2 separate regions of the Homo sapiens genome follow, and region 1 is linked to region 2. Evidence: chromatin loops called from intact Hi-C (ENCODE). Cell type or tissue: CD4-positive, alpha-beta T cell. All regions are shown on one strand. Each heading gives the region's core, and the rest is flanking DNA. Links, peaks and the distances in the headings are about the cores only. Region 1 overlaps KIAA0040. Region 2 has its middle 43 kb from the start of KIAA0040.

Evidence for each region. Hi-C counts contacts between places; a loop is a spot of excess contacts. Peaks named below come from ENCODE experiments on the same cell type or tissue, not always from the same donor. Only the 100,000 strongest peaks of a DNase experiment are listed, where the experiment ranks them.
Region 1: a loop joins it to region 2, with 2.6 times the contacts of the local background. A loop is called at or near these places in 9 of 110 quality-filtered maps.

Annotation. Positions count from the first base shown.
Region 1 is chr1:175,174,761-175,190,053 of GRCh38, forward strand. KIAA0040 reads right to left here. Exons shown (of 4, transcript NM_014656.3): 2 at 2,851-2,924. Among named protein-coding and RNA genes, the nearest start is that of KIAA0040, 10 kb to the right of the region's middle. In CD4-positive, alpha-beta T cell, for the core only: no CTCF peak of the experiment used is centred there; a DNase peak (open chromatin) is centred at 14,311; H3K4me3 peaks cover 1,426 bases; H3K27ac peaks cover 1,677 bases.
Region 2 is chr1:175,227,815-175,243,107 of GRCh38, forward strand. No RefSeq gene overlaps it. Among named protein-coding and RNA genes, the nearest start is that of KIAA0040, 43 kb to the left of the region's middle. In CD4-positive, alpha-beta T cell, for the core only: no CTCF peak of the experiment used is centred there; no DNase peak of the experiment used is centred there.

The DNA.
Region 1 (15,293 bases), core at 12,771-15,270, 46 kb before region 2:
ACTCTAATACCACTTACACTTCTATTCGTCATCTGTATATACATATATATATATATATACACATACATACATGATCTGACCACATCCTGGTATTAGTGCTAATAAAACCTGTAGCCATGGTTACAGTGAACTATCTTGGTTATATAGTTCTCATTTTCACTTTTCAAAATAGTTTGGTAAAGGATTTTGGAGCCAATGTTTGTGGGTGTGGTAAAGTGTTTAGGTGAAGTTTTGTTTTTGGAGAGCCAGAAGCCGAGGCTCTGAGGTCATCTGTGAGTTAGGAGCGGTTGAGTGGGGCGTTGCCTTTTCTGTTCCACAAATAAAGGGAAACCTCTGCTTCTGGCCGACTCCAATAACTGATGCTTAAGTGTTCAAATGTCATATCCTCTTGGAGGGAAAAAATGTTTTTTGAAAAAGCATGAGAACGACCAAACACTTGTGTCATTCAGGGTCTCCCACACAGGTAGTAATTAAAAGTTGCATAATTCTATGCAGCCAACAGACACATGAAAAAATGCTCATCATCACTGGCCATCAGAGAAATGCAAATCAAAACCACAATGAGATACCATCTCACACCAGTTAGAATGGCAATCATTAAAAAGTCAGGAAACAACAGGTGCTGGAGAGGATGTGGAGAAATAGGAACACTTTTACACTGTTGGTGGGACTGTAAACTAGTTCAACCATTGTGGAAGTCAGTGTGGCGATTCCTCAGGGATCTAGAACTAGAAATACCATTTGACCCAGCCATCCCATTACTGGGTATATACCGAAAGGATTATAAATCATGCTGCTATAAAGACACATGCACATGTATGTTCATTGTGGCACTATTCACAATAGCAAAGACTTGGAACTAACCCAAATGTCCATCAATGATAGACTAGATTAAGAAAATGTGGCACATATATACCATGGAATACTATGCAGCCATAAAAAAGGATGAGTTCATGTCCTTTACAGGGACATGGATGAAGCTGGAAACCATCATTCTCAGCAGACTATTGCAAGGACAAAAAACCAAACACCTCATGTTCTCACTCATAGGTGGGAATTGAACAATGAGAACACTTGGACACAGGAAGGGGAACATCACACACTGGGGCCCATCGTGGGGTCAGGGGAGGGGGAAGGGATAGCATTAGGAGATATACTTAATGTAATGACGAGTTAATGGGTGCAGCACATCAACATGGCACATGTATACATATGTAACAAACCTGCACGTTGTGCACATGTACCCTAGAACTTAAAGTATAATAAAAAATAAAAATAAAAAAATAAAACTTGCATAATTCTCTTTAATACTAGAGACAGGAACTTAAGAGTTCTGCAAACTTTGGGGCAATAACAGAATGACTGACATATTTCTTTTTGTTAGTGGTGGTGGGGGAGACATTTACAGGCTGGAATAGCTGAAAACTAATGAAGTGGCAAAAATGTAAATTATGCAACTCAAAAGTGATACAGATATGGTTCTATTTTCCTTTCCATTTTGTCCTTTCATTTAATGTTAACAAAATTTCGGGGCAATTAAAAGCCAAAAGCTACCTTACTGCAATATTAAGTCTTAAAATGCAAAGATCAAATCATAGAGGGAGTGAGCATAAATATTCTCATTCCAATAATAACTCACCTCTGTGGAATGTTCAGTGTGGTGGACTTCAGATTTGCCAGGCTTTGGATGGCAGCTTCCACCCCAGAGGGCAGTCTGTGCAGAGGAGTTCATATGTCTGAGGATAAACCTTTACTTCCTTTCTGCATGGGCTTAAATCTGCATTCCTAATGTTGCAGGGAGTGTTTTTTTATGGTTTTGATAAATAATGGTTGATGAATGCAGAGAACATATATGAGTGAGCTAAAATACTTATTGAGTACACATCCAGTGTCAGGTTAAGTAGCATGCTTTTTTTTTTTTTTTTTTTTTTTTTTTTTTTGCTTCAGCACCTTCTTTCTTTGATATAGATGACATATGCTTAGCCTCATCATGTGCAGTTTTAGTTGCCTCCATGCAGATATTCTTGTCCCTAGGAATAGCCGTCATCTCTTCCCTGATGCCCTCAGCATGCCCAAACATTTTCCTCCCCATCCTTGAAATGCCCTTCCCAAAAGAGATGGCAAGTATTGCAAATTCCTGAATCGGGAGTATGTATGGAAGAAACTGCTTAAGCTGGGGATTGCAGGGGGGTATCCCATATTCACCCCCCTCGACACAGGGTTCCCTTAGCCTCATCCCCTCATTCTTTCCCATCCACCACCTCTGCTCCATCCATGCCTGGAGACCTCAAGGCTTTGTGGGAGACCCTCTGGAAAGCACTTAAGGCCACTGGGAGGTAGGGGGGATGGTGGGAGAGGCCAGGGAACTCAGCCCTTGTCTCTGGGCTCTCCATGATGTGGCCTCAGGGCTGAGCTGTCTGCAGGCCGACCACCAGACTTTAGGCTTTATCTCCCATTAGCAGCCCAGATACATTTTTTATCAGACCAACCCTCAAAGTATCAGGGTCTTGAAGAAATAACACATTAGGTGGGAATGCTTTGATAGAGCAAGACATTCTGAATGTTAGACCCTGCCCATGACAGTTAGAAGGCAGAAGATGCCATAGGGATGGCAGTTGGCCTAGAGCAGCCAGAGAAGAAAGTAGATGTCCTTGAAGTGCCTAATAGGGGTAGGCAGATTCTTCTCAAGAATCTGTGGGGCCTAGGCCCCCTGTTCTGGCTTTGACTTTTACCTGATTTTACTTATTTACATTCTCATAACTTGCCCTAGGAGCCAAATTCTTGGCTAAAGGGTAGTTTGAGTGCAGAGGAAGCTAATAGATTGAGGAATGAGAAGAAGTTACAACTCACTCAGTGTGTGTCCTTGGGAAGGTCACTCAGCTGCTTTGAGTCTCAGTTTCTTCATCTCCAAAATGGGGAACAATCTAGAAGAATACACAAGAAAATGATAGCATGTACTGCCCCTTTGGAGGGAAATTGGGGGCAGTGCAGGAAGGGAGACTGGCTTTTCTCTCATTCCTTTGGTACCATTCTGAATGACTGATCACATGCATACACTTTCTAAATTAAACCAACAACTGGAAGTGAGTACCTGCTCACAGGGTCCTTAGGTAAAAGCACATAGTGAATGTAATGTGTGTCTGGGCTGTTAGGAACTGTACAAATATTTAGAGTCATAATTGGTATTATTCCCAGCAGTTGCAGGGATGTGGCAAAAAACAAAAGTCACTCCTCAATTCTGCCTGGTAGTCAAAGTGGCCTGAAATTCTTGGGAAATTTGCTCCAATGTTGGGAGGTCTTCCTGCCTCCAACCCAGAATGGCTGGATGGAGACCACTCCTAAATCCCCTCTACAACCAGGCCAGCCCCTTCACCTACTTGTGTAGTGGAGCTGAGGCTGCTGCTGGGTAACTTGAATCCTCCATGTGTACAAATGACCCCAGGTTTCCAAGGGCTAGCGGGCCATGTCCACTCTGCTGAGCAAGTTCTGACAAGCACATTCCATCCACTGCCAGGAGGCAGGGGGGCAGCACCTTCAGTGTGAGCAGAAGGAATGGTACCTACATTTGTGGCTGCCTTTTCTTGGCCTCTGGGGCTGGGAAGAGCTTTGTATAAAATGTGTGTGAGTCTCCCTTAGTTGTTTACTGAGTCCCTATAATAAAAATAATGCTGCAAACATATTGTTCTTTATACATGAAGAGGCCAATAGCACTAATAACAATTGTTTGCATCAATAAAATATGCCATTTGAAGGATTTTTCCTGTAGTTGCATGTGGATTTCATGTCAAGAAGCATTAGTTAAGTATTTACTATGTAACCGACATAGTGCTGGAGGGGAAAAAGAAGTGTACCAACTGGTTCTTATCCTAAAAGAGTTTCTTCACGAACCTTAGAGCACTGAAGTCCTGCTCTGCTTAGCCAAGTGGCAGGGCAAGTCACAGAGCTTCATGAGCCTCAGGATCCTGGTCTCTAAGACGGGAAGACAATGATGATAACATCAACTGCCCTCACCATTCAGTGTGGTTGTGAAAGTCAAATACTAATATATATGAGAGTTCTTTGTAAACTGAAAATGTCCTGCAAAGTTGAATTTTCAAAAATAATAGTAATTAAATGCTAAACTGAAAACCAGAAAGTGACAAAATGCAGGTACTATTAGAAAGGAGAGAGATCAATGCTGGTTATGTTTTATCAGAGTGGGGGACGGGGCGGGGGGGGGGATATCATGGAGGAGATAGAGGCTGTGCCAGCTCCTGGGCTGTGTGTGATTACATGGAGGGCTGGACATTCTGGTGGGGAAAAGGGCAAGTTGGGGTGAGCTACATAGGTTGGAAAAGCCAGAGCAGAGGTACAGAGGCCAACAGGTACAGAGTTCGAGATGGGTATGGCAGCGAAGAAGGCTTCTAAGGAAGAGTGGGAACTGAGGTGGCACAGGAAAGATTAGTGAGATCACAGGGGGCTTTGAAAGCCTAACATGGGGTTGGTGTAACAGCCTCAAGGAGGCCCTGAAAGTTGTGAGCAGAGGAGACCTGACAGCCTCACTCTTTCAGTGGCCACATTCTTTTACCTGATCTTGCTTGTGATGGAAAGTACACCCTACCAGAGCTCGGGATTACGCAGGATTAAGCTCCCACCCATGGGCTCACTGGTAATCTGCCCCAACCGGTCAGGCAGAGCAATCACAGATACCACAATTAAAAAAACTTTTATTAATAGCATCCGTTCTCCCTTAGACAAAAATCTAATTATAAACTGAAATGAAATATCACCAAACCAATCAGAAAGAAATGGCTATTTATCTCTTGATCCCTTGGGAATAGGGGGTGAGGGATAAAAACAGGATGCAATCAGTTCTCCCTCCTTCGAACTGGCACCCAGATGGGCTTGGGTTTATTTATGATTGGTGAAAGTCCAATGAATATCCTACACTTACAACTCAGTTTAGTTTTTTAAAGGCTTCTGAAAACATTTCTTCCTTCAATCTACTGTAATTTGTAGAGGGGAGGGATTTCTTGCCCTATTTCACAGATGAATAATCTTTTCATAGTAAAAGTTTGTTCCAAATTTGTTCAAAATTGTAAAGCTGGTTAGTGGCCAATGGCACACAGGGCTCTAGTTTTCCACTTCCCCAGTGAGATGCTTTCTGCGCTAAAGTTACTCCTAAAATGCAACAATGAGGGCAGCAAGCAGTGGCAACCAATCCCCTTCGCAGTTTACAAAGCCTCCCATTTCTCAAACTCTGTGAGGTATGGGGTTCCCCTCCAGCTTTGGATCCTTATACAACTGTAGCTCTCTCTCACCCCACCCCCATCCACTGCTCCCTACCCCATCTCCTGGCCTCTATTCAACATTGTTGCCCTGGGGAAACCTTCCTTGACCTCATTACAGGTCAGAGCCCCTGCTCTGTGCCCTTCACCATACCTACATTGTCACCACAACCCATAATCTGCAGTAGGGTAATTGTTTAATCATTGTTCTTCCTTTCTAGATGGAATCTATTCCCATCATGGCATCCTCTGCATCTGGGACATATTTTGCCCTTGGGAAATATGTGCTGAATTAACAAATGAACATGTTTATAGATGAAGAAGCTCTGAGGCTCACTGAAATTAAATGACTCATCTAAGGTCTCATACCTAATAAAAGATCATGTGCCAATTCCTCTATCTCTAAATAGCCAGTTTTCCTTCTGCTCTGCCACACTACTTTAGGTTCACACAGATCATGTTGGTCAGCTGGAAAGAGATATCCAGGAAAATAAAGTCTGCCAGTTGAAATGTCAATATTTTGGGTTTGGAGAGCTCTTTCAGCTTGGGCAGTATGCTCAAATACCAGGTATTCTTGGGTGCTCCTGAGTAGATCTCTTTTGGAGACTGGCTACTTTTTAATCTCCAGTGAGGCTGTCAGGACTAAGAAACAGAGATGAGAGCAGCTGAGGCTCGACTTCCAAGGAACACCAGTCTCAAATGGACATCAAGCTTTGTTTTCATGGGGTGCCATGTTGAATATCAAGATTACATCACTTGGAAGTGAGACTACCCTTGTTGGAAAGCCCTGATTGGCTGTGTTTCTGACTTCTTGGTGTTCTTGATTTTTAATTTTTAAAAAATATACAGGGTCTCACTCTGTCACCCAGGCTAGTGTGCAGTGGCACAATCACTGTAACCTTGATTTCTTGGGCGCAGGCAATCCTCCTGCCTCAGCTTCCCAAATAGCTGGGACTACAGGCATGCACCACCACATCTGCCTAATTTATTATTATTATTACTTTAGTAGAGACAGGGTCTTCCTATGTTGCCCAGGCTGGTCTTGAACTCCTGGCCTGAAGTTATCCTCCTGCCTCAGCTTCCCAAAGTGCTGAGAGTACAGGCATGAGACACTGTGCTTGGCCTCTTTGTGCTCTTCAATTGATATGATTTTATTTGGTAACTTCTGCCTGCAAAGTCAACTGAGTAGAGTATGTGTGTATTTGTGGGGGGCGGGGGGCTGGCTCACTACCTCACTGCTATTACTGTAAAAAGACCTCCCTGCTTTTTTCTGGAGGGAGGAACTTCCTTTGCTGGCTTTTTCTTCCTTCACTGATTCTGGGTTGTTGACACCATTGTGGCCAAGGAAGCCAGGAACTTCCATTTCCATTCTCTGCTGTACAGCAGCAAATTATTCAATTCAACTCACATTTGTTGAGTACCTACTATGTGCATGAAGAACTTCTCTCTCTTCTAACGCTTTCCCAGATAATGCTGCCTAGTGAGAAGTAGAAAACTTGCCAGCTATCTGGGTAAGGAAATCAAAATTGAACTTTTCTTCTTTTGATAGACACTTTAGGAATAAAGTCAAGGAATTTACTTTTTTGTTGTTGGGGAACTGGACAAGCACAGGCGAAGTACCATAAGGCATGATTAGTTCAGTGTCCCAAGGGAAATTCAAACAAATGCTTATGGAAGTAGCAAGGAGGGAGACGTTAATTCCAGTGAGGAATCCAGGGCAGACTTCGATGAGGGTGTGATTTGAGTTGGCACCTGCAAGGTGCATAGAATGTTTAAAGGCAGCAGGGACGGGAAAGAAAGGTGATTCCAGGCTGCTCAAGAAACCCAGCTGGCTCAGAGAAAGAATCCAGTCAAAGTGGCCCGTGCTCCAACTCAGCTCTAGAGGCCTCCAACCTCCCGATGTTAAGGCTTCAACACTAAAACAGCTTGCTCCACCCGACCCCCTCTCCCAGGGCCTTCTTGCAGCCACTGCTTTAATTGCCATGGCATTCCAGGGACCACTCCAGCCCCTGATGGGGATTTTTCAAGGTTCTGGCCGTAGGAGGAGGCTGCTCCTGATGTTCTCTCCCTCCATACATCATAACATGTTATGACTTGAGTGTCCGGGGATAGGGCCATAGGCAGGAGTGACTGATGACATATTGGGCTTAAGGACATTGGGGGCTACAATTTCAAATTGTTTTCACATTTGACTATGAAGGCAGATTACTGTGTTAAGGGAACTTGAGTGTATAGTGAATTTTCTGCCTCCTCCCTGTCCCTCACCCTCACCCCAACTACATTTTATCTCTTTGTGCAGCATATCCTTACATTTGATGATAATTCTGACTTCAAACTGGGTGTCACAAGGCCCTGGGTAACCAAAGCCAGTTCCACCTGGCTCACGTTCAAAGGGATCCCTCTTTCCCTGCCCCCTCACCCACAATCAGCCTGCCAACATTTAGCACAAAGTTTGTGGAAACCAAATGACATTCTATCCTAAGAGTCAAGCCTAGATCGGTCCGTGGTCAGAGGCTGCACAGTGGAAGCCCAGGAGGCAGCTGCCACCAGAGAGTGGATTGTGTTTGATCTGCAGCTTTCAGTCTACGCTCTCACCCAGCTTGTGTGACCCTCTCAGATGGACCAGCCTGGGTCAAAGCCTGGTCCCACCACACACTGGCTTCTGAATATGGAAAGTCCCCTTCCCTCTCTGTGCCTTAGTTTCCTCAACTATAAAAGGGGGATAAGAATAGAACCTCTGTCGTAGGATTATTGTGGGAACCAGATGAGTTAAATACTCTGTGTGATGTGGGTGAAACAGTGCCTGGCACAGAGCACATCTTCAGTGCATGTTGGCTTCACCTGTCAGGCACCCTGTAGGCATCTGAGCTTGTGACCTCTGCTGGGGCCCAATGCTGAGGAGCTCGAGTATGCAAAAGGGAAGACAGTGATGAATCCTGTGTGCATGATGGAAAGACGCCACTGTTCCATTATTTCAGAGCAAGTGAGGAATGCTCAGGCCTGTAAAACTGACGCAAAGCGCCCTCTAAATAGGTGGGAAAAGGAGGATTTGTTAGCCCAGGGGCCATTTTCTGGAATCATCTGTAGCGCGGAGATATCATAGTTGAAAATTTCTTTCCTTCTCTACCACCTCACCTCCCTGACAATGCTTGCTCACTGATAGTACAGAGGCTGCTCCTGTCTGCTTTCCCACTTGACATTAAGCTATTACAGAGCTTTCTCCTCTGGGTATCCCCAGGGTCTGGTTCAGTGCTGGCACATATTAGATGTACAATAAATGCTTTTTGATTAAGTAATTGACTGGTTATGATCTGGGGAGATGAGAAAGAACCAGAGTGAAGAGTATCTCTGTGAGGGCTATGCTATGTCCATGGGCCAGGAAGCCCACATTCACTTCTGGCACCCCAAGCTCTCATACTTATGCAAGCTTCTTGTAGGCCCCTGCAGAGCCAGGTGATGGGTTGGGATAGCAGGGTAGGTCTCCAGCAGGGTGAGGGGACCAGGACCCGGGCCTGGGCAGAGCAGGAAGGCCTTGCAATGGGCTGAGCTTTCACAATTGGGGTTGCAGCTCAAAGCAGCAGCTTATGGCTCAGGTAAGTTGGTCGGACATCTGGGGAGCCAGCCGAACAAGGGTGAAGCAGGACTCAGGGATTCCAGAATGGCACAGCCACAGCCTGAGCAGTGGGTGAAGAGATGGCCGCACTAGCGAGCAGAGATCCCAGCACAGACTAATCCCAGGAATGGGCTTTTCTCACAGCTCTCAATGAGAGGGGCGGGGCTTGCAGCTAGGTGCTTGCAGGCTCCTGGGTGGTAGGTGGTAGGTCCTTGAGGGTGGAATCTGTGCCTGCATATTGTTTTGTTTTTGGAAAATTCCCCAAAGCCTCTAGTGTAGTGTCAGGTACACATAGAAGAGCTTGAGAACTGTGTATGGAAAAAAATGGAAGCAGCCAGAGTCATGTCCGGGCAGCTTCTGCCATGTAAAGCAAAGCCGCCAGGCCTCCTAGGAGTCCTCAAAATTCTCTTTATGCAAAGAGGAGTTGCAGATGACTGACCGAAAGTAAGTGATACACCCTGACAGTGCCTGGGAGACAGGAGTGAGAATTACCAACTGGAGAGAGTCTAGACCTTCCATGAAGCTACTGCTTCTTGTACCTGCCAACTGAGATGAATTGGCAAAGATACTGTATAGCCATACGCTAGGAGTCTTTGAAGCAATAACAAACCTTAACTGAAATGAGAAATCAGAGTTTAGGAAAGAGATTTCCCAGTTCATTTCTTCTCTGGGGTCTCACGTCACATTACAGGGTCTCCTCCCTGGGCATTGGCCGACCTCACACGGTGCCACTGGAAGGCCTCCTGCCCCACTCCCTACCCTTCTTCTCCCTCTTCCCTTGTCTTCTTCTCACATACACAGTGTCTGTTCAGAGACAGAGGACAGCCAAAGCCATTGGAGGCCTTTTCTCATCTCCTTTCCCCATCCCAGGGCACAACTGTTTTGAGAAAGTCTATGAGTTGAAACATAGGACCCAGGCATAGGAGTTCCATGTCAGTGTGACAGGGCTGGGCATTCCTTCTACAGAAGCACACATGTTTATGAACCTATGTTTAATAAGTGGCAACTGTGTGCCAGACACTGTGCACTGGAAATGCAATGATGGAATAGTGAAGTCAAAGAGTGCCTGGGGAGGGTCAAACATTACCAAGGGCCCCACAGGGTTATCAAGAAAATAAGAGACTTAGATTTCATCTCCTTTGAAAAGTCTACAGCCTAGGGCCAGGATAAGTGCTCTATCTCTGTGTCCCTGTCATGACACCTATCATAGCTTTTATAACACTGTGTTATAACTGCCTCTTGACCTATCTGTCTGCCAAAATGACTGCAATCCCCTGAGAAACAGAATGGCTTCTTATTCATCAGTGGTGGCAGCTGCAGATTTCCTTTGCAGGAGCTGGTGAAGAGCACTTAGCTCTTCGTGGAGACCTCAATTTCTTCTTCTATAAAATAGGGATGTTACAGGTTGAATATCCCTAATCTGAAAATCCAAAACCCAAATGCTCCAAAATCTAAAAGTTTTTGAGTGCTGATAGGACACTGAAATGCACATTGGATTTTAAATTAGGGATGCTGAACTGGTAATTCCAGTATAATAAAAATATTCTAAAATCTGAAAAAAAAAATCTGAAATCCAAAACATGTCTAATCCCAAGTATTTTGGATAAGAAATACTCAACCTGTAGTAGTACCTATTTTGTTCAGTTGACATGAGGGTTAGGTAAGGGAAAATAGGTAAAGTGCTTAATGTTATCCCCAGCACAGATAGAGCACCATAAATGTTGCTGTTGTTAGCTGTTGCTTCCTACTCAGTTATACCAAGAAGGGGCTTTAGTTTACCCCCAAATATTTTCTATCTCAAGCATCCAAATAATCCCGAATCTCTAGGGCAACGAGAGGTAGTATTTAATATCTTTTATAAAAGCATAAGATCAAATGCATCAAATAAGAGACCAGACAGGAAAAGGTATGCCACTTAATATGTGTATTATCTTCAAGAAAGGAAAATGACTTTATAAGTATGTTGATAAAAATGAGGGGAAAGGAAAGCAGTTTGGCAACTCCTCAAAAAAGGTAAAGGTAGAATTACCATATGATCCAGCAATTCCATTCCTAGGTTTATGCCCAAAAGAACTGAAAACAGGTATTCAAACAAATCCTTGTTCACAGCACACTATTCACAATAGCCACAAGGTGGAAACAACACAGATGTCGGTCAACGAATAAACAGATAAACTCTTATGGTATATGCACACAATGGAATATGATTCAGCCATAAAAAGGAATGAAGTACCAATACATGCTACAACATACATCAACCCTGAAAACACATTAAGTGGAAAAGGCCAGTAGCAAAAGGTCACATATTGTATAATTCCATTAATATGAAATATCTAGAATAAGCAACTCCATAGAGGTAGGATGCAGATTGGTGGTTGCTGGGGACCGGGAAGAGGGAACAAGAAGAAGAAATTGCTTAATGGTTATGGGTTTTTATTTTGGGGTGATGAAAATGTTTTGAAACTAGATGGAGGGGTGATTGCACAATATTCTGAATGTACTAAATGCCACTAAGCTATTCACTTTAAAATGGTTAATTTTATGTAACATAAATTTCACCTCAATTAAAAAAATGCAAGAGGAAATAACAAAATTTCTTGAAAACTAATAGATGTCACATGGAAAAGAATGGCAGAGTTTCCCTTATTAATTGTTTGAGAAATATAAAATGTTGTCTGTGATCTCTTTACTGTGTATTTATTCATTAATTCCAATGCCAAGTGTTGAATGACCACATGCCCAGTAGTTTAAGTACTTTTCCCCTTTTACCCTCAGGCCCTACCTTGAAGGAATAATATTTTATAAACCACCAAAATCTTATTCCTGGAAAATGTCAGTCAGGAGCATCCGAACTTCTTCCTCTGTGGCACATGCTCTGTGACTGTGTCTCCTCCCTTGTTCCAGACAGTGTGGAGGACTGCAGTGCCTCTGTCTGGAAATGAGGTGTTCTTTCCATGGCCAGCTTTGGGAAGCTGTGCTATCCACCCACTGAAAATAGTCAAAACCCAGCTCTTTCCTCAAAGAGGTCAATGATGTCCTTATGCAAAACCAAGAAAAGCACAGTCTTTGGAAATCGGCAAGGCACCCAGTAAAGTACTGCTTTCTTCCTGTACTTGTGAAGGCTTTGGTCCAAGTGTCTTGCAGGGCAAGATCTGAGTTTCTAATTTGGAAACTAGGAAAGCTCTGAGCAGGCTGCATCTGGTGGGGTGGTATGCAAGTGTGTTCCCCTTTCCCAGTGGAGTTTCATTATGGAATGATGTGGGTCACCCATGTAATGAGATGGGAAGCTTTTATCTAGGCCACTGTTATGCTGTGCTGGCAACTGCTACTCAGCAGATTGTGGGCCTTGGGCAGGAGGGAAGTTTCAGGTCAGGAGTGGAAGGTAGGGAGAGAGAAAGGAGGGTGGAAGCCATCAGTCATTTACAAGAAAGGGGTTTCATAGATAAGCTAAGTCTGCAGGACTGGCCTTAAGAGTAACTTATTCTCTTTTGTTATTGACACATCTCCCTAACATAATGTTGAAGAAACTACATATGTTTCTGGTAGGGGTGGGCAGGATTGTATGCCTTAAATTCTTAGCACCACCATTCAACAAGCGGTTACTGAGAGCCTAGCATGCACACTGAAAATCTGTGGGAGCCAAGAAAGTTTGGATGGACGTTTGTTTACTGTGGGTTCCAAATCACTCGGAAGGTCACTTTGACCCCAGCATTAGTTTCTGGGTGGTTTCAGGCCAGTGTGCATGAGTGGCTGTCTGGAACTTGCAGGCTACAGCCAGGGCTTTGGTACATGATAATCACATGCAGAGGGGCTTTTGAAAGCTGGCACTTTGGCCCATGGGGCTGCAGAGGAATCACAGGTTAGAAACCATGAGCAGATGGATGCACATTTAATATCTTACTTGAGTTGGGGAGGAACAAGAAGCTCTTGACTCAGAGTGCAGCATTCTTTTCTCTTATTTATGGTGGCCACTGTCACATGTCATTTAAGTTAATACACAGCATATCCACTATACTATTCTGTTCCCATAACACTAAGCTCATGGGTCTTCCCTGTTCCCACGGCCTTTTTCCCTTCCCCTGCCCTTGACCCTCTTTCCCTGCCCCTACACCACCTCTGAACCTGTGGCCCACAGCTCTTTTCCCTGTCAGGACAATGTGAAGACTAAACATACTATCACATGCGACTATCCTTATTGTTATTATTTGTATGTTATTTTCCTCTCTTCTGCCAATTTTCTTTTTATGACTTGCCTGGGAAACTAAAAAAAAAATGCTGATGGGCTTTTCTGAAGACTATCCAGCTTGAAATTAGGGTTGTATTTGAGGAGAATAAAATGTAACTGAAAAACATCCCATCGGGAGAAAGCTATAGTCAAGAGCAAGGGCATGTCTGCAGTGGCTTCTAAATACAATCATCTCTTCAATTTTGACCAAGAACTACAGCAATGGTTAGGTTTTGTTTTATTTCTTAGTGACAAACTCCATGGAGCGGCTTGCTCACAATCGTGGGAGCAAGTCTCTTCCCAGGGGTGGGGATTGGGTTTGGATGCCGCCATGTCCCTTGGGAGTTGCCTCTGAGAAAGAAATTTTGTGTTTGTGTGAGGTTCGTTTTGGAACTTAGCTGCCCTTTCCTGGTCTCCATTAAATGTCCACTCATGTCCCCAGATGATGCTCTGTTCAGATGGCTCAGACTGATGTGGCGGAAAAGCTAGAAACCTGGCCTGGGCTCTGGCCCTGGGGATTGTCTTTCAAAGAATTTGCACTCGATTTTCCTTTTGCTGTCCAGGGAGGGAAAAAGTCTATCATGCTACTGTCTTTATCTCCCTTACTGTGTCTGTGACGAGTCTCCTGAAAGCCCATTATTCACCTGGAACCCTTCTCACTGAATGGTAAGTTACATATCGATATTGGATATGTAATTTCAACTAATCCACTGGTCTCTAGCTCATTCTTATCTCTGAGGTGAAACACTCTTCCTGACAAGTTTGAGGAAACACTAAAAGGATTTTAGTTAATTAAGGCACCCAATGTTGTTTCTCTTCTTGAGGGGTCTTTGGGAACTCCTGAGAAAACTTTAAGGATTGAAACTGAGGAAACAGAAGAGACGAGGGTGGTATGGAGGTTGCCTTAAAAGTTGAGAACTACCTGCATCCCTTGAGGGTCTGCCCCTAGTTTGTCCTGGAGGCCACTTGGGGAGGATTGGAACTTGAGGTACAATTTTCATTTCACCTTTCCACAGGCATTTGAATGCCTAGCTGTGTCCTTGTGTGTGAGATACAAAAGGTGATAGAGACCCTGGATAGTATTGGGTATTCCTGGGCAGAGGCAGATGGAACTTGGATTCTGGTCCCTCCATTAACCAGCTCTGTGACTGGGCCCACACTTCCCCTCCCTGAACTGTAGTTTGCTCATCTGTGAAGTGAAGGGGTGGGGCTGGCTCTTCTCGGAAGTGTTTTTCCATTTGAAGTCTCTGAATCTGTGGTTACTTCCTCTTTTTCATCAACAGCTTAGCCTCTATTAGAACTCTGTTTACTTGAAGGTTTTTGACGTTGGCATAACATTCCAACTTCATGGGGTTGGAATAAGTCAGGATTCCCTGGTTGGGACAGGGAAAAATCACAAATATACCCAAGTCATTGACTAATGCTCAGATTCAGGGCCATTGGATTAAATGGGTTAAACCAGCACCTTGGTGAGAATTAGAAAAAAGCATCCCCTCCATGTGGACTCAGCTGCAAGTGGGGTGGGTCTAAGGCCTAGCAGGTGGAATATTGGTGCTTTCAGCTCCAAAGACTCCCAGGAGTCCTTGTGCAGTACACAACCTGCACAAGCAATAGCAGAGCATTGACTTCTTTGGGCTCTGACCATTTTAGCTAAGGAGGACAAAAGAGGCCAGAGTAGATGCATGTGATTGATATCATGGAAGGAGACTTATCATTACTGCCTTAAAATATGTCATACAATAGGAAAGCTGCAAGTCTGGGCTGAAGATGCTGCCCAGAGCTTACACCTACACAGTCCGTCTAATTTTGGTAGTTTCAAGAGGCAAGATTAGAAATAACAATAAAACCCCTTACATTTTTATAGAGTCTTACAATTTATGTAGCACATTAAATGTACTTTCCTTTTCAATTTGATTCTGATTCTAACCATTGCCCTGGTGAGTAATAATTATCCCCATTTTAAATATAAGGGAAATGAAGCTTTCAAGAACTTGTTCAAGGTCAGCTAATAAGCAGTTAAGCCAGGAACTGAACCCATGTATCTCTAGCTCCAAGCTCAAGGTTTTTTCTTCCATGCAGGTCACACAAGATCCTGAGCCGAGCACTGGCAGCCAGACCTAAATAACTACTCTGTAGGGGTCTGAAATTAGTCAGAGTAGGTCATCCTTCTTGTTTTTATGAAGTCAGG
Region 2 (15,293 bases), core at 5,694-8,193:
TCACTTTTTCAGAGAGGACTTTAAAAATAGACACTGCTTCCTGACCAACGTCCTTCCCTGCTCCCACCTGTATCCCTGGATCACACTATTTTTCTTCATAATTTTTACCATTACCCCCCACATTTTTTTTTTTTTTGAGACAGAGTCTTGCTCAGTCGCCCAGGCTGGAGTGCAGTGGCGTGATCTTGGCTCACTGCAAGCTCTGCCTCCTGGGTTCACGCCATTCTCCTGCCTCAGCCTCCCGAGTAGCTGGGACTACAGGCGCCTGCAACCATGCCTAGCTAATTTTTTTTGTATTTTTAGTAGAGATGGGGTTTCACCATGTTAGCCAGGATGGTCTCGATCTCCTGACCTCATGATCCGCCCACTTGGCCTCCCCAAGTGCTGGGATTACAGGTGTTAGCCACTGTGCCCGGCCTATCCCCCCACATTTTATACTTTATTGATTTGTTTCTTTATGTGTTGTCTGTCTTCCTAGCATTAGAATTGAAGTTCCTTGAGAAAAGGCCATGTTTACCCTTTCCGTGGTGGAGTCCAATGGTCCTAGAGCAGTGCCCTGCACATAGTAGATGCTTAATGAATGTGTTGTACATGAATAAATGAAGGAATGAGATTGTTTATCAAATCAAATAGTCTTTAATCTATTGTTTCTTTAATCTTTTGGGTTTATAAACAGGAATAGTTAGCAATTTGGATAGGGTTTGGCCAGATAGTTCTGTTTCATGTGACACTGGCTGTTGTCATTCATTCATCTGCATTCAGCTGGTGCCTAACATGGGCTGGGAGATCCAAGAAGGCTTCATTCATATGTCTGGTTCCTTGATGCTCTCTACAAGGCCTTTTTTTCTCCATATGGCTAACTGGGCTTTGTTACATCATGGTGGTCTCAAGGTGGTTGGACTTTTTACATAGCAACTGACTTCCAAGAGGGAGCAGCAGTCCACGCACTGAGTTCTAAAATATTACCTACTAGCTTTATGACACTGGAAAAATTATTTCAATTCTCTAGGCTTAAACTTCCTCATAGGTTTAAAGTGATATCTGTATAAGAGGAGAATGGAATCCTAGAACTTCATGACGCCTATGGTAGGGACAGGGTGAGAATTACTTTTCTATTCACTTCCTTTCCACTTACAAGAACTATTGATAAGAGAGGGGTTTCTGACCAGAAGTGCAAGAAAATTGCTATTTCAAAGCTTCATATCATTCAGCCTAGAAAACTCACATTAAAGGGTCGTTCGTGGTTATTGAAGGCAAAGCCCAGGGGCATGAAGTAAGACTAAGGGGATCTAAAAGTGCCCTGCTTAACAAAGTAACAGAAAATTTCTATTTTCTAGCCCTGGAGCCGAGAGAAAAGAGAGAATGAGAGAAAGCTCGCAGTGGGAGGTTGAGATCCCAGGTACATGGCAGCCTTAGGCCTAGGCTCTAGAAGAGGGGGGGTTGGTGAGACTGTGATATTAAACTCCAGCCTGTTTCCTTTTCTGTAATTGCTTCCATTATCACCAAACTATCAGGAAAACTTTGTGTTGGTATTATGTGGAGGCCTAAGGAGAAGGAGCCATATCTAACCTTCAATGAAAGAGGAGAGGAGAGAGGACAACATCTCAGGAGGAAGAGGGAGAGAGGAGGTAAGAGGTGAGCTGACAATAGGAATTTGAAGAACATTTGAACCCATATTAGAAACACTGGAGAAAATATTAGACTTCTCTGACATAGCATGTTACCTAGGGGCTCAGGCTATTTTTTTAGGGGAGGCTGACCCCAGGATATTAGTAGAGTAGCGGATATTCTGATTTTGCACATAAAATACTTGGCCCATTACTGACTTATCTTACATGGTGACTTCTGCTATTATTATTCAGAGTTGAAATAACTTGCCAAGGGAAGTAAAGTTTGGCATGGCAATTGGCATTCAGAACCAGGCTTATCTGAGTCTTAATATCTTCATTTTTTCCACTCTACCACATTTATTTCAAGGACTATGTACTTGGTACTAAGTCTTTATTTAGAGTATTAAAGCCAAATGAAAGACCTAGTGGCAACTTGCAGCCAAGTTATATGATGATGCACCCTACATCACCTAAGGCAAGGCAGGGGCATTTTTAGAACTGGCTGGGGATCGCCCAAGCACAATCTCTCTTGATTATTTTGGGGTCAAGTCTCCAGAGAGCATAAGGCCCTAAAGTCCATCTCTGTTCCAGCACTTTAAAAATCTTGTTTATATGCTAATTGTACTCCACCTTCAGCTGGGGTTCTATCATCTGTCAAGTAAATAGTTTTGATAATGAGAAAAGCAACCAGAAACGCAAATGAAAGGAGACAAAGAGTGTGAGTGAGCCGGAGCAAGTTTAGATGAAACTTACAAATTCCTGCTGAGAGCCACATTGTCTCCTACGTAAACTCACACATTTATTTTTATTTATCCTGGCATAAAAAGCTTTCCTTGCATTAGTATTGATACTGTTAATGTTTTATAGGGTGTAGAGGTCATGGTCACATTGAAATCCTCCTTCGGTAGATGGAGGATTCTTATTTTTATTGAAAAATATACTGAGTTTGAGTCAGACTGTCATTTACCCCTACCAAGGACCTGAGAATTCTTCAGTGGTGTTGGTGACCTTTAGCCCTCCTTCCATTGTTAAAATACTCTCCTCTATGTCCCCCAAAAGTGAGACTCTTCAACCCTTTTTTCTTTTTTTTAATTTTTGAGATGGAGTTTCATCTTTAGCCAGGGTGGAGTGAGGTGGCGCAATCTCGGCTCACTGCAACCTCCGTCCCCTGGGTTCAAACGATTCTCCTGCCTCAGCCTCTGGAGTAGCTGGGATTACAGGCACGCACCATCAAGCCTGGCTAATTTTTGTATTTTTAGTAGAGACAGGGTTTCACAACCCCTTTTTCTTAATTGAGACCTAGATCTTCTTGAAGACCCGACTTCCTCTGCAGCCTCCACCAATAGAGGCTACTCATTGTACATTCCATGCATCCTCCACCCCTGAAAAAGTTGCTGTTTTCCTAACTCACACCTCCACCTCCAGATCAGCACTCATTAATCTTCTGATGGAAGCTTTTTTTTCTTCTAAGTCTTATCACTCACTCATATCGTGTTCTTTCCTCCTGGTCACTGACATCAGCCTATGTCCTGGTTAGTTCCTGTATTAGTCAGGGTTTTTTTAGAGGGACAGAACTAATAGGACATATATATATATATATATATATATATATATATATATATATATACTTAATAAACTCCCCTTTATATATATATACACACACACATATATGTATAATAGAGTATATATAATGAACTTCCCTATATAAACACACATATTCACACACATATATATACACACACACATATACATGTGTATGTATATGTGTGTGTGTTTGTGTATATATACACATATATGTATGTATACACACATATGTATGTATACACACATATGTATGTATACACACATATGTATGTATACACATATATGTATGTATACACACATGTATGTATGTATACACATATATGTATACACACATGTATGTATGTATACACATATATGTATGTATGTATACACACATATATGTATGTACATACACATATATGCGTGTATATATACACATATATGTATGTATATACACATATATGTATGTATACATATATGTATGTATGTATATACATATATGTATGTATATATACACATATATGTATGTATATACACATATATACATGTATGTATATATACACACATGTATATATACACACATGTATATATATGTATGTGTATATATACACACGTATATATGTATGTGTATATACACACATGTATATATACATGTATGTGTATATACACACATGTATATATACACATGTATGTGTATATACACACATGTATATACACATGTATGTGTATATATACACACATGTATATATACATGTATGTGTATATATACACACACATGTATATATACATGTATGTGTATATATACATATGTGTATATATACACATATATGTATATATACATGTGTGTATATACACACATATGTATATATACATATATGTGTATATATATACACATACACACATATACATACACATGTACATGTACATCTATATACATATATGGGAGTTTATTAAGTATTAACTTACACGATCACAAGGTCCCACAATAGGCTGTCTGCAAGCTGAGGAACAAGGACCCACAATAGGCCGTCTGTAAGCTGAGGAGCAAGGAGAGCCAGTCCAAGTCCCAAAACTGAAGAACCTGGAGTCCAATGTTCGAGGGCAGGAAGCATCCAGCACAGAGAAAGATGTAGGCTGGGAGGCTAGGCCTGTCTCTCCTTTTCACGTTTTTCTGTCTACTTTATATTTGCTGGCAGCTGATTAGATTGGGCCCACCAGATTAAGGGTGGGTCTGCCTTCCGTAGCCCACTGACATGAATGTTAATATCTTTTGGCAACACCCTCACAGACACACCCAGGATCAATACTTTGTATCCTTCAGTCCAATCAAGTTCACACTCAGTATTAACTATCACAGTTCCCTTCCTTAATTGATGATTTTGGGATGTCTGTCAGTCATTGTCCCCATTTATTTTGGACACAGTCCCAGGATATTTTAACATTTGTCAGACAATCCAACAACCCAGTCTCCAAACTGCTAGACATTGTTGACTCAAGTGTATTATATTTCTTTCCTCATCAACCAACGTCTGCTTGGGCAGTACTCCAGGATCCTGCCGTCTGATCCCAATGTCCAGTCCTTAAAATATTCTTCCATTACACTTTGACCTCATATGCACTTCCTGTCCCTTGATCACTCCATTTTCCTCACATTTTATTAACACCTTTCTGACTACTTTTTTTCTGTATGCAACCTAGATCCCATGGGTTATACAGATATCTGAATCACTCTTCTGCAAGCATCTTTGATTCTTTTTCATCCTTTTGCTTCTGTTATACCACCTAGTAAAATTCCAAACTAGAATCAATAGTACTATTACTCCCTGTCTCCTTTGTTCTGTACCTGTGAAGAGAGAGAGGAATATACTGGAAAAATAATTGTGTAGTCGTACGGGTTGGCGTTGATGTGCTAAAAATTTCATGGTCTCCCATTTTAGCTTGTCCCTTAGCCCTGCCTCTCAATCTTTCATCTTTAATTAACACTTTCTCTCATTTCCTTCAATGACTTTCATATCTTCATTTTTTCAATCCTCATACTCAACCCCTATTTCTTCACTCTCAGCAGAAAATCAAGAAAAATCAATGAAATTAAGCATAATTTCTACCCCTGAATATAAACTTTTCCACATTTACCTCAACTGTGATAGATATTTACCCATAGTTATGCCCACCCTTTTTCCTTGATAACAGAACCTTGATTTGGTTTAGGTATCTGGTACTCATGTTCTTCAGGGAGACCAGTCTCTTGCCTAGCCCCAGTGGATTGATCATAATTAGCCTAGCCCAAAACTATGATTACTTCATTTCCCTTGCCAGCACTTGGTTTAGACATGTGAAAAAATTCTGGCCATTGAATGGAAGTCTGTTGAGGGATGCTGGGAGTGTTTTTCTCTCTCAAAAAATGGAGCCCAAAAAAGAGCTCTTTATCCCTGTTTTGTTCTGAATGTAGACTGGAGCTACTGCAGTGGTCTGTTTACCATGACGGGAGTAGCTGATGTGTTGAGAGTGCTGGATAGAAACAAGGAAAGAAACTGAGTCCTTGATGATATTGTTAAGCCATCAAATTAGCCAACCCTACCTGTAACCCTCCCACTCTTTGACTTTTTGATAAATAAAATAATAAAGTTGTCTTATTCTTTAAACTTTATGTGGTTGGTTGGATTTTCTATTGCTTGCAAGCAAAATCATTCTAAATATTACACTGCCCCTTTTTTCCAGTCCCTAAAGTCACTCTCCTCTTTTAAAGGTCAATCTCTTCACCTGTGCTCTTAATCCTGTTGCTTATTGTTTTTTAAAAGGACTTTTTACATCATTCATCCCCCTTCCATCCTGTATCTTCTACCTTTCCTTCTCTAAGTCTGTTGACTTACTTATGTTCTCCAATGTTAAAAGCTTCCCTTGAATCACATCTTCTAGTTCTCAACAAACCTCTCTTCTCCCCTTGTCATACAAATTTTTTGGAGTCCATTGTAATTCTCATCTCTACTTCTTCACTTCCCATTTCTTCTCAATTCACTGAATTTGGCTTCTGGTTCCATCATTCCATCAAAATGGTCAAGTTATAGTTATTAATGAGGACTTGAGAAGATCATGGCAGACGGGAGGTAGGACTAGATTGCAGCTCCGGAGACAGCAGCATGCGGAGGCTTGCATTGTACATTTTAGCTCCAGATCGACTGCAAGAACAAACCAGCAATCCTGAGAGGACCCACAGACCCTCTGAAGGAAGCGGACTGCTACTGCAGGACTTGGGAGAGACCCCAAATACTGTGAGTGCCCCAACTGCAGAAGTGGGAAAGGGAGACCCTCCTCTCCCAAACACACACACACCCACTGGAGAATTTGAAGGTCTGTTTGCAGGAGATGTCCCTGACTTTACTTGGAACTGAGTCAAGTTAGAGAGCTGAGCCTAGCAAAATACAGGGGTGGAGGAGGCAGCAGGGAGGCCCTGAGAGCTCACTGAATCCCCAAGCAGCCCATTCCTGCCTGACACTACAGGGATCCATCAGGAGGGAGGCCAGAAGGGCAGGGGGTAAAACCTCACAAGGAGAAGGACTTCCCTAGCTGAACTTTGTAACAATCTGGCCAGAACTTGGGGGAGGGTGCAAATCCTGCTTGCAGACTTCACAGACTGAGGAAGAACTAAAGCCCTTTTCTTTCACAAATGGGAGGCAGAAAGTCTGGGGCAAGTTTTCAAGTGTGCCCTCTGCCTGGAAACAGATTCGAGGCTGTGGTGGGGGGCATGTTGGGAGTGAGACCAGCCCTTTGGTTTGTGTGGGAGCTGGGTGAGGCCTGTGACTGCTGGCCTTCCCCCACTTCCATGAAAACCTGCATGACTCAGCAGAGGCAGCAATAATCCTCCTAGGTACAAAACTCTAGTGACCTGGGAATCTCATTCCATCCCCCACAGTAGCTGCAGCAAGGCCTGTCCTAGAAGAGTCTGAGATCAGACACACCTACCCCTGCACGCACCTGATGGTCCTTCCCTACCTATCCTGGTAGAGGAAGACAAAGGACCTATAATCTTGGGAGTTCTTGGGCCCCGCCTACTGCCAGTCCCTCTCCACACTACTACAGCTGATGCCCTCTGCAAAATGCCACCTCCTGACAGAAGGCCAACCAGCACAAAAATAGAGCATTAAACCACCAAAGCTAAGAACCTTCACAGAGTCCACTAACACCCTCTGCCACCTCCACTGGAACAGGCACTGGTATCCACAGCTGAGAGACCCATAGATGGTTCACATCACAGGGCTCTGTGCAGAAATCCCCAGTACCAGCCTGGAGCTGGGTAGACTTGCCGGGTGGCTAGACCCAGAAGAGAGGCAACAATCACTGCAGTTTGGCTCACAGGAAGCCACAACTGCAGGAAAAGGGGGAGAGTACTACTTCAAGAGAGCACCTCGTGGGACAAAAAAATCTGAACAACAGCCTTCAGCCCTAGACCTTCCTTCTGACACAGTCTACCCAAATGGGAAGGAACCAGAAAACCAATCCTGGTAATATGACAAAACAAGGCTCATCAACATGCCCCTCAAATCACACTACTTCACCAGCAATGAATCCAAACCAAGAAGAAATACCTGATTTACCTGAAAAAGAATTCAGGAGTTTAGTTATTAAGCTAATCAGGGAGAGACCAGAGAAAGGTGAAGCCCAAAGCAAGGAAACCCAAAAAATGATACAAGAATTGAAGGGAGAAATATTCAAGGGAATAGATAGCTTAAAGAAAAAACAATAAAAAAATTCAGGAAACTTTGAACACACTTTTAGAAATGTGAAATGCTCTGGAAAGTCTCAGCAATAGAATTGAACAAGTAGAAGAAAGAAATTCAGAGCTCCAAGACAAGGTCTTTGAACTAACCAAATCCAACAGAAACAAAGAAAAAAGATTAAGAAAATAGGAACAAAGCCTCCAAGAATTCTGGGATTATGTTAAACTACCAAACCTAAGAATAATCAGTGTTCCTGAGGAAGAAGACAATTCTAAAAGCTTGGAAAACATATTTGGGGGAATAATCGAGGAAAACTTTCCCAGCCTTGCTGGAGTCCTAGACATGCAAATACAAGAAGCACAAAGAATACCTGGGAGATTCCTTGCAAAAAGATCTTTGCCTAGGCACATTGTTTTCAGGTTATCCAAAGTTAAGGTGAAGGAAAGAATCTTGAGTTGTGAGACAGAAGCACCAGGTAACCTACAAAGGAAAACCTATCATATTAACAGCAGACTTCTCAGAAGAAGCCCTACAAGTTAGAAGGGATTGGGGCCCTATCTTCAACCTCCTCAAGCAAAACAAAGCAAAACAATCATCAGCCAAGAATTTTGTATCAAGTGAAACTAAGCATCATACATGAAGGAAGATACAATCATTTTCAGACAAACAAATGGTGAGAGAATTCGCCATTACCAAGCCATCACTACAGGAACCAATAAGAGGAGCTCTAAATCTTGAAACAAATCCTGGAAACACATCAAAACAGAATCTCTTTAAAGCATACAGGACCTATAAAACAAAAATACAGGTTAAAAATCAAAAACAAAAAACAAATAACTCGAAGGATGCAGGCAACAAAGAGCATGATGAATGCAAAAGTACCTCACATTTCAATACTAGCATTGAACGTAAATGGCCTAAATATTCCATTTAAAATATACAAAACTGCAGAATTGATGAGAACTCACCAACCAACTTATCTGCTGCCTTCAGGAGACTCACCTAACACATAAGGACTCACATAAACTTAAAGTATAGGGGTGGAAAGAGGCATTTCATGCAAATGCACATCAAAAGCAAGCAGGGGTATCTATTCTTATATCAGACAAAACAAACTTTAATGCAACAGTGGTTAAAAGAGACAAAGAAGGACATTATATAATGGTAAAAGGCCTTGTACAACAGGAAAATATCACAATCCTAAACATATATGCACCTAACACTGGAGCTCCCAAATTTATTAAACAATTGCTAATAGATCTAAGAAATGAGATAGACAGCAACACAATAATAGTGGGGGACTTCATTACTCTACTGACAGCACTAGACAGGTCATGAAGACAGAAAGTCAAAAAAGAAACAATGGATTTAAACTATACCTTGGAACAAATGGACTTAACAGATATATACAGAACATTTCATCCGACAACTGCTGAATATATATTCTATTTAACAGTGCATGAAACTTTCTCCAAGATAGACCACATGATAGGCCGTAAAATGAGTCTCAATACAGTTCAGAAAATTGAAATTATATCAAGCACTCTCTCAGACCACAGTGGAATAAAACTGGAAATCAACTCCAAAAGGAACACCAAAACCTTGCAAATACATGGAAATTAAATAACCTGCTCTTGAATGAGCATTGGGCCAATAACGAAATTAAGATGAAATTTAAAAATTCTTCAAACTAAATGACAATAATGACAAAACCTATCAAAACCTCTGGGTTAACTAAGGTGCTGCTAAGAGGAAAGTTCATAGCCCTAAATACCTATATCAAAAAGTCTGAAAGAGCACAAACAGACAATCTAAGCACCTCAAGTAACTAGAGAAACAAGAAACTGAAACCCAGCAAAAGAAGAAATAACTAAGATCAGAGCAGAACTAAATGAAATTGAAACAAGCAAACAAAAAACAGTACAAAAGAGAAATGAAACAAAAACCTGGTTCTTTGAAAAGATAAATAAAATTGAAAGACCATTAGCAAGATTAACCAAGAAAAGAAGAGAGAAAATCCAAATAACCCCATTGAGGAATGAAACAGGAGATATTACAATGGACATCACTGAAATACAAAAGATCGTCCAAGGCTACTATGAACACCTTTATGCACATAAACTAGAAAACCTAGAAGAGATGGATAAATTCCTGGAAAAATACAACCCTCCTAGCTTAAATCAGGAAGAATTAGATACCCTGAATAAACCAATAACAAGCAATGAGATTGAAACTAAAAATTAAATTAATTTTTTATTAAAAAAATTTAAAAATTAAATTAAAAAATTACCAACAACAAAAAAGTCCAGGACCAGATGAATTCACGGCAGAATTCTACAAGACATTCAAAGAAGAATTGGTACCAATCCTTTTGACATTATTACACAAGATAGAGAAAGAAGGAACCTTCCCTAATTCATTCTATGAAGCCAATATCACCCTAATACCAAAACCAGGAAAGGACACAACCAGAAAAGAAAACTACAGACTGATAACCTTGATGAACATAGATGCTAAAATCCTTAACAAAATACTAGCTAACCAAATCCAACAATATGTCAAAAAGATAATCCACCATGATCAAGTGGGTTTCATACCAGGGATGCAGGGATGGTTCAACATATGCAAGTTAATAAATGTGATTCACCACATAAATAGAATTAAAAACAAAAATTACATGACCATCTCAATAGATGCAGCAAAAGTATTCAACAAAATCCAGCAATGTTTTATGATTAAAATCCTCAGCAAAACTGGCATAGAAGGGTCATGCCTTAATTTAATAAAAGCCTTCTATGACAAACCCACAGCCAACATAATATTGAATGGGGAAAAGTTGAAAGCATTCCCTGAGAACGGGAACAAGATAAGGATGCCCACTCTCACCACTCCTTTTCAACATAGTACTGGAAGTCTTAGCCAGAGCAATCAGACAAGAGAAAGAAATAAAGGGCATTCAAATTGGTAGAGGAAGTCAAACTGTCCCTGTTTGCTGACGATATGATCATTTACCTTGAAAACCCTAAGGAATCCCCCAGAAACCTCCTAGAACTGATAAAAGAATTCAGCAAAGTTTCTGGATACAAGATTAATGTACACAAATCAGTACTTCTTCTATACACCAACAGTGACCAAGCAGAGAATCAAATCAAGAACTCAATCCCTTTTACAATAGCCACAAAAATAAATAAATAAATAAAATACTTAGGAATATACCTAACAAAGAAGCTGAAAGACCTCTACAAAGAAAACTACAACACACTGCTGAAAGAAATCATAGATGACACAAACAAATGGAAACACATCCCATGCTCATGGATGGGTAGAATCAATATTGTGAAAATGATCATACTGCCAAAAGCAATCTACAAATTCACACAATCCCCATCAAAATCCACCATCATTCTTCACAGAGTTGGAAAAAACAATTCTAAAAATCATATGGAACCAAAAAAGAGCCTGCATAGCCAAAGCAAAACTAAGCAAAAAGAATAAATCTGGAGGCATCACACTACCTGATTTCAAACTATACTATAAGGCCATAGTCACCAAAACAGTGTGGTACTGGTATAAAAATAGGCACCTAGACCAATGGAACAGAATAGAGAAACCAGAAATAAACCCAAATATTTACAGACAACCAATCTTCAACAAAGCAAACAAAAATATAAAGTGGGGAAAGCACACCCTTTTCAACAAATGGTGCTAGGATAATTGGAAAGCCACGTGTAGGAGAATGAAACTGAATCCTCATCTCTCACCTAATACAAAAATCAACTCAAGGTGGATAAAGGACTTAAACCTAAGATCTGAAACTATAAAAATTCTAGAAGATAACATTAGAAAAACCCTTCTAGACATGGCCTTAGGCAAGGATTTCATGACCAAAAACCCAAAAGTAATTGCAATAAAAACAAAGATAAATAGCTGGGACCTAATTAAACTGAAGAGCTTTTGCATGGCAAAAGGAACAGTTAGCAGAGTAAACAGACAATCCACAGAGTGGGAGAAAATCTTCATAATCTATACATCTGACAAAGGACTAATATCCAGAATCTACAACAAACTCAAATAAGTAAGAAAAAAACCAATTAATCCAATCAAAAATGGGCTAAAGACATGAATAGACAATTCTCAAAAGAAGATATACAAATGGCCAACAAACATGGAAAAATGCTCAAAAATCACTAATGATCAGGAAAACGCAAATCAAAACCACAATGTGATACCACCTTACTCCTGTAAGAATGGCCATAATAAAACAATCAAAAAACAGTAGATGCTGGCGTGGATGCAGTGATCAGGGAACACTTCTACACTGCTGGTGGGAATATAAACTGGTATAGCCACTGTGGAAAACAGTGTGGAGATTTCTTAAAGAACTAAAAGTAGAACTACCATCTAATCCAGCAATCTCAGTACTGGGTATCTAACCAGAGGAAAAGAAGTCATTATTCAAAAAAGATACTGGCACATGCATGTTTATAGCAGCACAATTCCCAATAGCAAAATAGTGGAACCAACCCAAATGCCCATCAATCAACAAGCAGAGAAACTGTGGTGTATATATATACTCTATATGTATATAGTATACACACACACACACACACACACACACATGCCCCATTTATATCATATATATGTATATATGATGGAAAACGTGTATATATATATATATATATATATGAGAAACTCTGGTGTGTGTGTGTATATATATATACACCATATATATCTCATATATATGGTATATATATATGAGATATATATGGTATATATATATACCATATATATCTCATATATATGGTGTATATATATATACCATATATATCTCATATATATGGTATATATATATACACCATATATATCTCATATATGTATATATATATATACCATATATCTCATATATATGGTATATACAATGAAATACTACTCAGTCATAAAAAGGAATGAATTAACAGTATTTTCAATGACCTGGATGCGATTAGAGACTATTCTTCTAAGTGAAGTAACTCAGGAATGGAAAACCAAACATTGTATTTTCTCTCTGACATGTGGGAGCTAAGCTATGAGGACGCAAAGGCATAAGAATGATACAGTAGGCCAGGCGCGGTGGTTCATGCCCATAATCCTAGCACTTTGGGAGGCCAAGGTGGGCAGATCACAAGGTCAGGAGATCGAGACCATCCTGGCTAACATGGAGAAACCGCGTCTCTACTAAAAACACAAAAAATTAGCCAAGAGGTGGTGGTACATGCCTGTGGTCCCAGCTACTTAGGAGGCTGAGGCAGAAGAATCGCTTGAACCCAGGAGACAGAGGGTGCAGTGAGCCGAGATCACGCCACTGCACTCCAGCCTGGGCAACAGAGCAAGACAGTAGACTGTGGGGACTTGAGAGAAAGAGTGGAAAGGGGGCCGAGGGATAAAAGACAGCAAATATGGTGCAGCGTATACTGCTTGGGTGATGGGTGCACCAGGATCTCACAAGTCACCACTAAAGAACTTACTCATGTAACCAGATACCACCTGTATCCCAATAACTTATGGAAACAAACAAACAAACAAAAAACCTCCCCAGCATTCTAAAAAAAATAAAATAAAGATGATCTTCCTTCCCCCCCCAAAAAAAAGTTATTAATGATTTCTTAACCACCATGATTTAAGATTTTATGTTTTGCTGTACCTCTGCTGCCTTTGATGCAAGCTGTTGAATTTCTTTACTATTTTGGCTTCCATGGAGCCACTGTCCTAGCTCTATAACACTTCTTTAGGTCTCTTGTATATAGACATGTCTCTCTCCTCTTGCCTCTTATATTTTGGTATTCCTCATGGTTATGCCATTCTTTCTTCTCATTCCACTTATTCCTTCTGGATCAGTGCATCCACTTTTATGGTTTAAATTGTCCCCACCTTGCTGCTGATGACTTCCAAATCTCAAATCTTTTGCCTGATGTTCGGATCCTTCTGTTAAACGATTTGCTAAAAATCTGCACCGGACTGCCACTCAGCCCCTTCAACCTAATGTGGCTAGGCTGAACTCATCATCTTCCCCTCAAAACTTCCACCACCCTGTATTCTCCAGCTATGTTTGTGGCCCCACCATCTACTAATCTGTGTAAGACACTTGAGGGCTACCCTGAACATTTCCTTTTATTCCCCTCTCCTCATTCAATGTACTACCAAAGGTAGTTTTGCCCCCCATGGAGCTCTCAGTTTTGTTCCTGCCACTTCATTCCCACAGCCACTCCTCCGGTTCAGGCTCCCATCACCTCCCTCCTAACCACAATGATGCTCTTTACCTTCTCCAACTCATTCTCCATACAGCCAGCAGAAAGTTACATCTTCACAATCAAGTTTGACTATGATATACCCTTGATTGAATTCTGTCCATGGCTTCTCAGTTATTATATATAGAGTGAAGTGAAGTGAACTTGCATTAATATGGCATACAAATTTTTTTATGAGCAACCTCTGCTTGCTTTCCCAGGTTTATTTCCTGGCATCTTGCCTCACAACTTATTCTTTAGCAACCAGAAGTTTCTTTTGCTCCCTATGTGTGATGGTTAATACTGAGTGTCAACTTGATTGGATTGAAGGATGCAAAGTATTGACCCTGGGTGTGTCTGTGAGGGTGTTGCCAAAGGAGATTAACAGTTGAGCCAGTGGGCTGGGGAAAGCAGACCCACCCTTAATCTGGTGGGCACAATCTAATCAGCTGCCAATGAATATAAAGCAGGCAAAAAAATGTGAAGAGGAGAGACTGGCCTAGCCCCCCAGCCTACATCTTTCTCCCATGCTGGATGCTTCCTGCCCTCAAATATCTGACTGCAAATTCTTTAGTTTTGAGACTCAGATTGGCTCTCTTTGCTCCTCAAGCTTGCAGAGATCCTATTGTGGGATCTTGTGATTGTGTAAGTTAATACTTAATAAACAATAAACTATGCTTTATATGTATGTGTGTGCATATATATATATCTACATATATAGGTATATGTATATATATATCTCTCTACATATGTATGTGTATATATGTAGATATATATACACATATATATGTAGAGAGATATATATACACACACATACATATAAAGGTTAGTTTATATATACCTACATATATGTAGATATATATAAACTATATACATATAAAGGGTAGATATATATATATCTACATATTTATACATATATATGTATGTATATATACACACACACACACATATATATATATCTCCTATTAGTTCTGTCCCTCTAGGGAACCCTGACTAATATAGATTTTGGTACCAGGAGTGGTTCTAGAGGAACAGAATATTAACAATGGGGTTCTTTTGTTGATTTGGGAGTTTCTGGAGCGGATTGCTTAATATGATTAGACCCCAAAATGCTAAGGATTCTACTTTTAATAGTATGGAGA